Linked DNA regions of Homo sapiens: region 1 is linked to region 2. The links are chromatin contacts, found by Hi-C in ENCODE. All regions are on one chromosome and are shown on one strand. The core of a region is the stretch at or near the end of the contact, and the rest is flanking DNA. Distances in the headings are between cores, read along the strand shown. Region 1 holds the start of EXO1 (exonuclease 1). Region 2 holds the start of COX20 (cytochrome c oxidase assembly factor COX20).

Region 1 (4,865 bases), core at 495-2,994, 3.0 Mb before region 2:
CCATTTATTTCAGCATTTAATAACATGCCATCATGATTTGTGACTTAACTGTCTCATAAACATGTGTTTTGTCTACAGAACTAGATCTTAAGTTCCTTGAAGACACAGGACATCTCTTTATGCCTCCATGCCACCTGGAACTGACAGGCACACTTAAGGCAGTAGTAAATTACTGCACACATTGATGCAAATGGTTTTGTCCTCCCAAAGAGTAAAAATATTCTGTTAGTGAAATGTATTGTAACTAGTGTTTTCTTTTCCAATTTTAGTCTTTGAACACTGCAGCCAAGAATACAGTTTGAAACCTTGGGAGTCAAATTCACAGTAAATACATGAGCCGTTCACAGTGCAGCAAACTCTCATGTTAGTTTTATGACAGATCCAGTGACACTGGAATGGACACCTTTTTGATTTTGGGGTTCCTTCCTAAGACCCCCATGTGTGATATATTCATGGTTGGATTCTAGGTACTGAAGCAGTTACTACAGCTGGATAGTCCAATGAGTGTAAGAAGGCTTCTCTACAAACACATGCTGCCCACATCGAAGTTCCTCTTTAATCTACTGCAGTTTGAAATTGTCCCCCACTTTCTCCAAGAGTCCACTCCAAGCTAGTTTAGGGTTAGGTCTACCATAGCCTTTGGAAGAGGGAGGGAAGATAACTTTTCTCATCTCTCCTAGTCCCAGCTCTAAAGACCAGAACCAGGGAGAAAGCAACACAGCTTTTCCAAACACATTCCCCAAATGTGGCACCTTTTCAACAATTTTAGTAACAAATTTAAGGCATCATAGATGCCTTTAAAATTGGCATGATAGATGTTAGAGTGATCATAAAAAGACTTTAAAAGAGGAAAAGATGTAAAGAACGTAATCAAATGGGGAGCATGTTTAACAATGTGCTCACTTCTTCCCCTTCAATTCCTTGAATTGAGTCTGCATTATCATTCCTATTGATCTTTGAGCCCAGAACATTACTTTGTGGTCTGGCCTAAGGTTTCTTCCAATTTTTTAAATTACAATATCCCTAAGAGGACAGCGACGAGGTCTGGGGTGTTATGAGGATTGGAAACCTAGCCACAAGTGACCATGAAAGTCCAAAATGCCTCTAAAGTCTTTGTCTCTAAGGCCCATTTTCAAGGTCTTGTTATATAGCTAATTTTTCCCCGACTTATGTCAAAAATAAACGAAGCTGGGTTCTAGGTAAAATGGTAGGGGCAGATTTTAATCACTACTACTACTGCAATGGGGAAAAGAACCCAGCGTGAACTGAATTCAATTTCGATTTGTAGAGGCAACCGGGCGTTTTAAAGAGAATGAAGGAATTAGGATGGGACTGATGACGCCGAGGGGGACTGAGCAACTTTTTCAGGTTTGAAAAGCCTCAACATCAACGCGCGACGGCGCTCTTTCAACATCAGCCTCCAGAACTGGGGCTGCAGCCAGGAGGGAACTACAACGCCCAGCAGCCCCGGCGGGTGTAAACACTCCCAACTTCCGAGGCGGTGCTCACCATCGGCCATCAGCGCCAGTGCCACTCGCGCCCTCAAGAAGCCGCACGGAGTTCGGGCCGGCAGCAGCGGCTGCAGTCGTATGGCAGTGAGCCGCTGTCTACCCAGCGAGACGGAGAGCTCAGGACGCAACCCTATGAGTTGGAAGCCGCAGGAGGCGGAACCGGGTTGCGGGATACGCGTTGACGTCACATCCTCTGGGCGGGGCCGCAAGGAACCCGCGCAAATTGAAAGGTCAGCCTTTCGCGCGCTGTGTAGGCAAGTTACCCGTGTTCTGCGTTGCCGGCCGTGGGTGCTCTGGCCACAGTGAGTTAGGGGCGTCGGAGCGGGTTTCTCCAACCGCAATCGGCTCCGCTCAAGGGGAGGAGGAGAGTCCCTTCTCGGAAGGTGAGAGGAGCGGGCTGTGCGGAGGCTAATGGGTGGGTTCCCTTGGGGGTCGACCTGCGCGTCACCTCCGACCCTCCTCTCGGGATTCGGGTCTTCCAGGAAGGGAAGGAGAGGGTCTGGCGTGATCTTCCCAACCCAACAGCGGAGCCCTTAGCCTGAGTGGAGTATGTGTTTTGTTCCGAGGGGACGTCTGGCAACCAGAGGTCTGCAGTTCAGTGAACGGAGGGAGATAAGAGAGCAGACGATTCCGGGCTGGAGCAGGCGCCAGGGTTGCCAGACTTACCTCATTTTTCCGCAGAAGCTGGCAGTCCAGGTTTTACATGCAATCTCTCCACCTTTAAATGTTGACAAGTACATTTTCCCATAATATTTTGCAGGCCTAAGGAAACGTGTCGTCTGGAATGGGCTTGGGGGCCACGCCTGCACATCTCCGCGAGACAGAGGGATAAAGTGAAGATGGTGCTGTTATTGTTACCTCGAGTGCCACATGCGACCTCTGAGATATGTACACAGTCATTCTTACTATCGCACTCAGCCATTCTTACTACGCTAAAGAAGAAATAATTATTCGAGGATATTTGCCTGGCCCAGAAGAAACTTATGTAAATTTCATGAACTATTATATCCGTTTTCCTCGGAGTGAGAGAAAACTCTTTTTAGATATCATCTGAGAGGTAAGAGACTGTTTTTCTGAAACTGTGGCTTGAGGACCACCTGCATCCAGATTAACTGCTTTGTTTAAAATTCATTCACAGCAGAACTAGTGAATCCCAGTCACTGAGTGGAGTTGAGAGTCTAAGAACCTCTGAAATTTGAGAACTGCTGGACCAGAGCCTTTAGAGCTCTGATAAGGTGTCAACAGGGTAAAGCTGCCTCCTGATCCTGTACTTTCTTTCTTCCTTTCCTTCCAAACTTAACGTTTGATAGGAGAGATTTGTATTATGAAATGCTAAGCAACTGCTCAGTGCCCATTACTGACTTTTTATTGTAGAGTGGGGGGAGGTCGTTTCATCAGAAAGGGTTGTGACAGTTCCAGAATCTCTGTATAGAAAGGGCTTAGGGGGCTGCAACCGGAATGGAAGGGGGTGGAAAGTTAAAGCATTTGTCTTGAAGCTGTATTTGCATAGCAGACGCAGTTTCACAGTTCTTTAGGGTAGCTTTCAGAGAGGCTGATGGAGTTGCCCCTGGGCGCCACCACTGTTTATTACCAGAATGTTCGTGCTTAGAATAATGCGTTCTAATAGCAGTGAATTTCAGTCCTAAAAAAGTACAGGATCATTTCTGTAATTCTTTTTGAATTTTTCCTTTGTTTTTTAATTGAAATACTTACCTTCCTACAAACTGTTTTGAGTTTCTACTCCTATTTGAATTTGCACGTTGACCCTTATGATTAATGCCCTTTGTAGAGGCAATGCGATGCCATCGCATGCATGGTTTTGTTTGTGCCTGGCTCCTTGAAGCATGTGTCAGGAGTGAAAGTGCAAAAGCACTTTGGAAAGACTAAACAAACAATAAGCAACAGTCAAGTGGCATTAGAGGTAGTATTAGTGATTAATGTAAATTCTACCCTATGGAAATTGTTTGATAGGGAGGAGCCCAGCTAAAATATTAAAGAGCAGTGATTCTTGAATATCTGAACAATTTCTGGCCGGGCGCGGTGGCTCACGCCTGTAATCCCAGCACTTTGGGAGGCCGAGGCGGGCGGATCACGAGTTCAGGAGATCGAGACCATCCTGGCTAACATGGTGAAACCCCGTCTCTACTAAAAATACAAAAAATTAGCCGGGCGCGGTGGCGGGCGCCTGTAGTCCCAGCTACTGGGAAGGCTGAGGCAGGAGAATGGCGTGAACCCGGGAGGCGGAGCTTGCAGTGAGCCGATATAGGCCACTGCAGTCCCTCCTGGGCGAAAGAGCGAGACTCCGTCTCAAAAAAAAAAAAAAACAACAAACCAATTTCTGCATTGGACTCCAAGCTTTCTCTTCATTTGTCTAAGATGTTTTAATAAATGTATTTTTCTTTAAATATTACTGTTCTCCCTGTCTCTTTTCATATCAGGTAGTTAATTTGGCACCATGGGGATACAGGGATTGCTACAATTTATCAAAGAAGCTTCAGAACCCATCCATGTGAGGAAGTATAAAGGGCAGGTAGTAGCTGTGGATACATATTGCTGGCTTCACAAAGGAGCTATTGCTTGTGCTGAAAAACTAGCCAAAGGTGAACCTACTGATAGGTAAGTCTGGACCTTATGTTAATTCTTTGACAATTAAGAATGAGACCTACAGTGCCTTTTTTTCTCCCCCAGAAACGGATTGTTTTCACTCAATGCCAGAACTTATCAGGAAGTAAAAGTTGTATGTTTTAGAATATTCCCAAATCAGGGATGACTTCCTTCTGTGATAATAGGCCTAGTTTTCTTTCTTTATAATAAGCCAGAGTATCAAGACACTGATGGACAAAGACTATTAATATCTCCTTTATTCTTTTTTTTTTTTTTTTTTTTTTTAGATGGAATCTCTAGCTCAGGCTGGAGTGCAGTGGCACAATCTTGGCTCACTGCAACCTCCGCCTCCCAGGTTCAAGCAATTCTCCTGTCTCAGCCTCCCAAGTAGCTGGGATTACAGGTGCACACCACCATACCCGGCTAATTTTTGTATATTTATTAGAGACAGGGTTTCACCATGTTGGCCAGGCAGGTCTCAAACTCCTCAAGTGATCCGCCTGCTTTGGCCTCCCAAAGTGCTGAGATTACAGGCGTGAGCCACCATGCCTGGCCCAATTCTTAACCTAAGATAAATTTTTTAACAAATGCTTTGAAAATCCGTGATGATTTCTGACTCCCACATTCTTGGGTACAGAAAACATACTGCTAATCCTGGTTAGCAAAAAAACAAATGTGTTGTAAAATTCATTATAATTTCATATTTGCTTTCTCCTGAATTTTGCTTTATGATCAGCAGGTCCCAATCAT
Region 2 (5,065 bases), core at 863-3,362:
GCAGAGGTTGCAGTGAGCTGAGATTGCGCCACTGCACTCCAGCCTGAGCGACAAAGTGAGACTCTGTCTCAAAAAAAATAAAAAATAAAAAATAAATCATCCTTATGAAAATACTTTTCAAAGACAAATGAAATAGACCCCAACAATGTCTACTCTAGCAAATTTTCAAAGTCATAATAAAAATAAAATAGGATGACTCGGTGGTGTTTTAGCTGGTACTTTTCCAGTTTTCCTTTTACAACATAATCAACAATGACTTCAAAAGGATTTCCCCCTCCTTCATGGAATATTACTACCTTCAACACGGCCTTTCAGATCCGGAGTTCAAAGCATAGTTAGCATTATAATTTCAGCAGAGAATCCAGAATTGGCAGGATATCACCAGTAGGGTGACTTTTTTTCTTTTCCCTAGCAAACAGTAGAGCAGTATGTAGTTTCTCCCCCCGCCCAGACGGAGTTTCGCTCTTTCTCCCAGGCTGGAGTACAGTGGCACGATCTCGGCTCCCTGCAACCTCCGCCTTCCGTTTTCAAGCTATTCTCCTTCCTCAGGCTGCCGAGTAGCTGGGATTACAGGCGCCCCCCACCACGCCAGGCTAATTTTTGTATTTTTAGTAGAGGCGAGGTTTCACCAAGTTGACCAGGCTGGTCCCGAACTCCTGACCTCGTGATCCGCCCGCCTCAGCCCCCAAAGTGTTGGGATTACAGGCGTGAGCCTCCGCGCCCGGCACAGTATGTAGTTTCTAACTACAATTTCAAAAACAAAAACAAAAAAACCCCCCCCGCCCCCGCAAAAAAAAACCTCAAAAAAAAAAATGTGACACATAAATACACAACCTTAACTGTGTATTTTACTGGGATTGTAGAAAGGTATCAAATGGGCATGCAAGTAAGGTCCTTACGGAGTAAGAAAACGCCCAATGAACAGTACTTAATATGAATTCGACATCGTTAACACTGAGCGCTTGCTGTGTGCCAGCGCGCAGCATAATTCGAAGCAGCATGACTTTGCACAATGACATATTCTACAAGTCCAGTTTCCTAAGGAGTGCCCTTAGGTTACATATAACCTAAACGTGAAATGTAGAAGTACATAAAGGAGGCATAAAGTTAAAGGGGAAAAATTATAAATACTAGAAAAAATTGCATTGTATTATTTTGATGGCTGAAAAATGGGCTCGACCCTGCATGCACGCGTTCTCCATTGAGCTCGACAATATGCAGTATTTTGTTTCACGTTATGTCGCAGTCTTAGGGAGGAGTGAAACGTGGAACACGACTTCACATCAAAAATGCACGTTGCAGAGGCATTTTTCCTTCGGGGACGCCGGAAGACTTCGCCACACGCGCGCCCTCTCCGCGGACACCAACGTGCTGACGCATGTTCATTAGCGAGCTGCTCCCTCCATTTTGTCCCCAGTCTCCTTTAGGCGAACTGCGCGGTTCTATGTTAAAGCCACTTAGTAATGAAACTATAAAAGGGAGGAAGTGGGGTGGGCGTGGGAGCCCCGTTTGCGCAAGGCAGGCGCGGGGGACTAAATGGCTGCTGGTGCAGAGTGGGGCTGCCCCGGCACCAAGGGCTCGTCCCGTGGCCGGAAGGACAAAGGACACTTAGGGGACGAGGGCCGCCGAGCCAGCGCGGAGCGCCTTCCGGGTCGGTGGGCTGGGGCGGGCTGGGGGCTGGGGCCGGGCCGACCCCCGCGGTGGGGCCCACCCCGCAGGACAAAGCAGCGGCCCCGCCCCTCGGCGCGCGCCCGAGGCTCGTGCGTGTGAGCACGCGCGCCGGAGACGGTTAGAAATGGCGGTTGGGGCGGAGCAGGGGGCTGGCGCGGGAAGCGGGGCTGTCTGGCTCGGTTACGCCCCCACCTCGCCAGGAATCTAGGAGTCGGTTTGTTTTCCGAACCCATCTCCTTCCGCTCTCCCGCCCCTGCAGGCTGTGTGCCGAGCTTGGAAGAAAGTGTGACCCGTTCGACGGAACAAAGGACATGACAGCCCGGCCCCGTGCGGCCACTGCGGAGCGTTAGGAACATTCCCTAAAATGGCGGCCGGCGCGTCGGAACAGGGCGGGAGGCGGCGGCGCGTGGGGGCGGGACGGGGAGGGGCGCGGCCAGCCGGGCTTCTGCTTCCGCGACCCCGGCGGTGCAGGGCGGGTGGAGTCGCGGAGTAGTCCTCATGGCCGCCCCGCCGGAGCCCGGTGAGCCCGAGGAGAGGAAGGTAACCTGGGGGTCGGCGGGGCGCGCGCCGCGGGTGGGCGGTGGGTAAGGACGTTCTCCGCGGAGCTCCTAGGCCCGGAGCACGTGTCACTGGCTTCTCTGCCACCCATGGGCTTGAAACTATTTTAACTGTTCCTAGTCCTTATCCCAAGCCTCCAACATTTTAATCTAAGTGGCCGGGACAAAATTGACCAAAACTAGGGGGAGGAGGGGACCAGTAGTACTAATGACTTACTACAGGTCATTATGAAATAAGCTAACAATACTGAATCTTTGGCGAGAAAATTTTGCTGCTAAGGGCACTGCACTGTAATTTGTTAGTAAAGGCTAATAGTAGAGATTAAAGCTCCGTTGAGGACAGGTGCCTTGTCTTTAACACGTTGTATTCATCACATTTAACATAGGAGTAATTGCTGAGGGATGACTTGATTGTACTACGATGAGATGAAGGGTTAAGATTTCTTCCCCATCACCAGTAGCCTCCCTAGCTGGTGTCCCTGTCTCCATACTCTCCTGAATCCACCTTCCACTATTGTCCGCTGGCCCTTTCCAGCCTGTAAACTGGACAGTTTTCATTCCTCTGCCTAACATCCAGTCGTAGCAGCCCATCCTATCTCTTTAAGGATAAAACCCAAATTCTTGGTATAGTAAAGCTAAACCAAGCGCTCTCCCTGGAAGGGCTCCTGTGTTTCACCAAAGCTGACTTACGTACTTTCCCCATCTTCCCAGGCATCTTGTACGTCGTTACATTTATCATATTGGAAGGTAATAAATGATCTTGTTTTCCTCTTTTCCTGGGCTCCTTATTAAGAGCAGGGAACCTAATTTATATCCTCAGGGCAGAACAGGTATTCAGAAAAGAATAATGCAAGAGGAAAAAAGTTTAATATAAACTAGGGAGATCGTAACATTGGCTAATCACGAGCAAATATTTATAGAAGACCCACTGTGTGCTAAATGGCTCCTAATATATACTTAAGATATTCTCCCAGCTTGGAAATTCTGCTCACTTCTTGCTCTTGCTTGCTTCTCTGGTGGGCTTCCATCCAAATTTGGCCATGACATCAGATCATATGGTTAATATTAACAAATATTGTATAAATTGTTTTCATACTTAATATCCAACAGGTTGTCAGTTTACGTACTACTGGTGCCTTATCTGTTTTTACTGTCCCATACACTGCCCATCTGGAATAAGCTTAGTGTTTAAAAAAAAAAAAAGATCTTTGCATACACACAGTAAATCCTAGATTCAGTTTTGTGATAAACACTGGAATCCTGAATGGGACTTTTGGTAGGAGATAACTGCTGTTTTTAAAGGTCATAAAGGTGGTTTAATCCATTGGAAATTAAAAAAAAAAAACTTAAAAGAGGATCAACATTGACCTATTTAACTGGCCCATCAGTAAGTAGCAAAACAATACTGTAGTTGTTGAAATGAAGATAGTTATAAGCCTCAAACCGAGCACAGTCAGAGGTGGGAGGCCAAAAAAACAAAAATTGCTCATGAAACAGTAGTACCTATCAGAGCCCATCAAAAAGCTAATTAAATTAATAGAAGCTATGATGAATTAACAGCCCAAGGTGCTGTCAGAAAGGAAGCCTGCGGTTATTTTTTTTAAAAGAATTTGTCAGTGATCATTCCAGCACAACCCAGGGAGGATTATTTTATTATAAGAATTAGCAAACCTAAAGTAAAAATGGGAGTTACCAAGCTGGCATACCTTGATAGAACTAGCCCCTAAAAACTGTCCTCTGCCACATTCTTGTCCTTTAAGAAACTTTAAAATGTGAAATTTGGTACATACAGGTAAATTCACATTCAGGTAAATTCTTAATTCACCCATTCAAAAAATATTTAGAGTACCTACTGAGTATTAGACACTGAACGAGGTACTAGACTGATCAAGACAGGAAAAATCCCTTTAAGGAGCTGACATTCTACTGGAGGAATCAATAAGCAAGACTTCTACTGAGCCAGTCATGCAAAGATCCAGGAGAAAGGCAGCATGTGTTCGTTCGGTAATAACCATCTCGGCTTGTTAGAATGGCAAGGCCACTGTACCTGGACTAGTGGACAAGAGTAGGATATGAAAGAGCATGGGATCATGTAGGGCCTTTGGAGCAATGGTAAGGATTCTGAGCATAATCGGAGGCTACAGAGGACTTATTATAGTCATCTGATACACATTTTTATGAGTAGAATCAAGATCTGAAAGGTACTGTTGATAGATGGTAATTTGATAGGACAGGTTGAGCTTCCCAATTCAAAAAAAAAATTGTCTTTTGATGTATCAGTTTCAGATTTGGGATGCTCAACCTGTATTAGCAATGAAGTTGGTGGGCAGTGGTCTGGCTCAGGATGTATTTAGAATGTGGATCCTTCCAGACTTGCTAATATATTTGATGTGGATTTGATGAAGGAATCAAGGATGACTCTTAGTTTTTGGGTCTGAAAATTGGTTGAGTAGTGTGCCATTAAGAGGAAGGTTTGGAGGTGAAAATATATTTTGCAAATACGAGGTTCAAGGTGCTTTTTATACATAAAAGTGTCATTCATTAAGCAGATGAATGAGGCTGAAGCTTGGGAGAGATTAGGGTTTGATTTAGAAATCTGGAGTCATCATATAATGGCATTTAATTGAAAGCCTTGGGATACCTAGGAAGAGACTAGATTCCAAAGGAGTTAAGAGTGGCACTTCAGAATCAGGTCTGTAGAGGAGGGAACAGCAACAAAAATGTCAATGAAATAGAAAACCAGGAGACGTATTTGAAGCCAAGTAAAAGTAAAAAAGTTTCAAAAACAAATGATAATTTGTGCCACATATGCTGAGATGCGGATTTAGACTGCAGTG

Evidence for each region. A loop is a pair of places that touch in the nucleus more often than their neighbours do. Pooled maps may share reads with other maps.
Region 1: a map of CD8-positive, alpha-beta T cell shows a loop between it and region 2 (9-fold over the local background). The contact joins the promoter of EXO1 here to the promoter of COX20 in region 2. A Hi-C loop is called at or near these places in 1 of 168 maps with a recorded cell type or tissue (CD8-positive, alpha-beta T cell), 1 of 37 single-sample maps with no recorded cell type and 6 of 50 pooled maps.

The regions. Positions count from the first base shown.
Region 1 is chr1:241,846,460-241,851,324 of GRCh38, forward strand. EXO1 (exonuclease 1) reads left to right here and starts at 1,745. Exons shown (of 16, transcript NM_130398.4): 1 at 1,745-1,894; 2 at 2,272-2,568; 3 at 2,653-2,757; 4 at 3,950-4,127. The coding sequence starts at 3,967. RefSeq lists an enhancer at 1,441-1,780.
Region 2 is chr1:244,833,546-244,838,610 of GRCh38, forward strand. It overlaps COX20 (cytochrome c oxidase assembly factor COX20), which reads left to right and starts at 2,113. Exons shown (of 4, transcript NM_198076.6): 1 at 2,113-2,211. The coding sequence starts at 2,170. RefSeq lists enhancers at 24-783, 1,287-1,346, 1,887-2,006 and silencers at 1,507-1,846, 2,087-2,136, 2,177-2,466.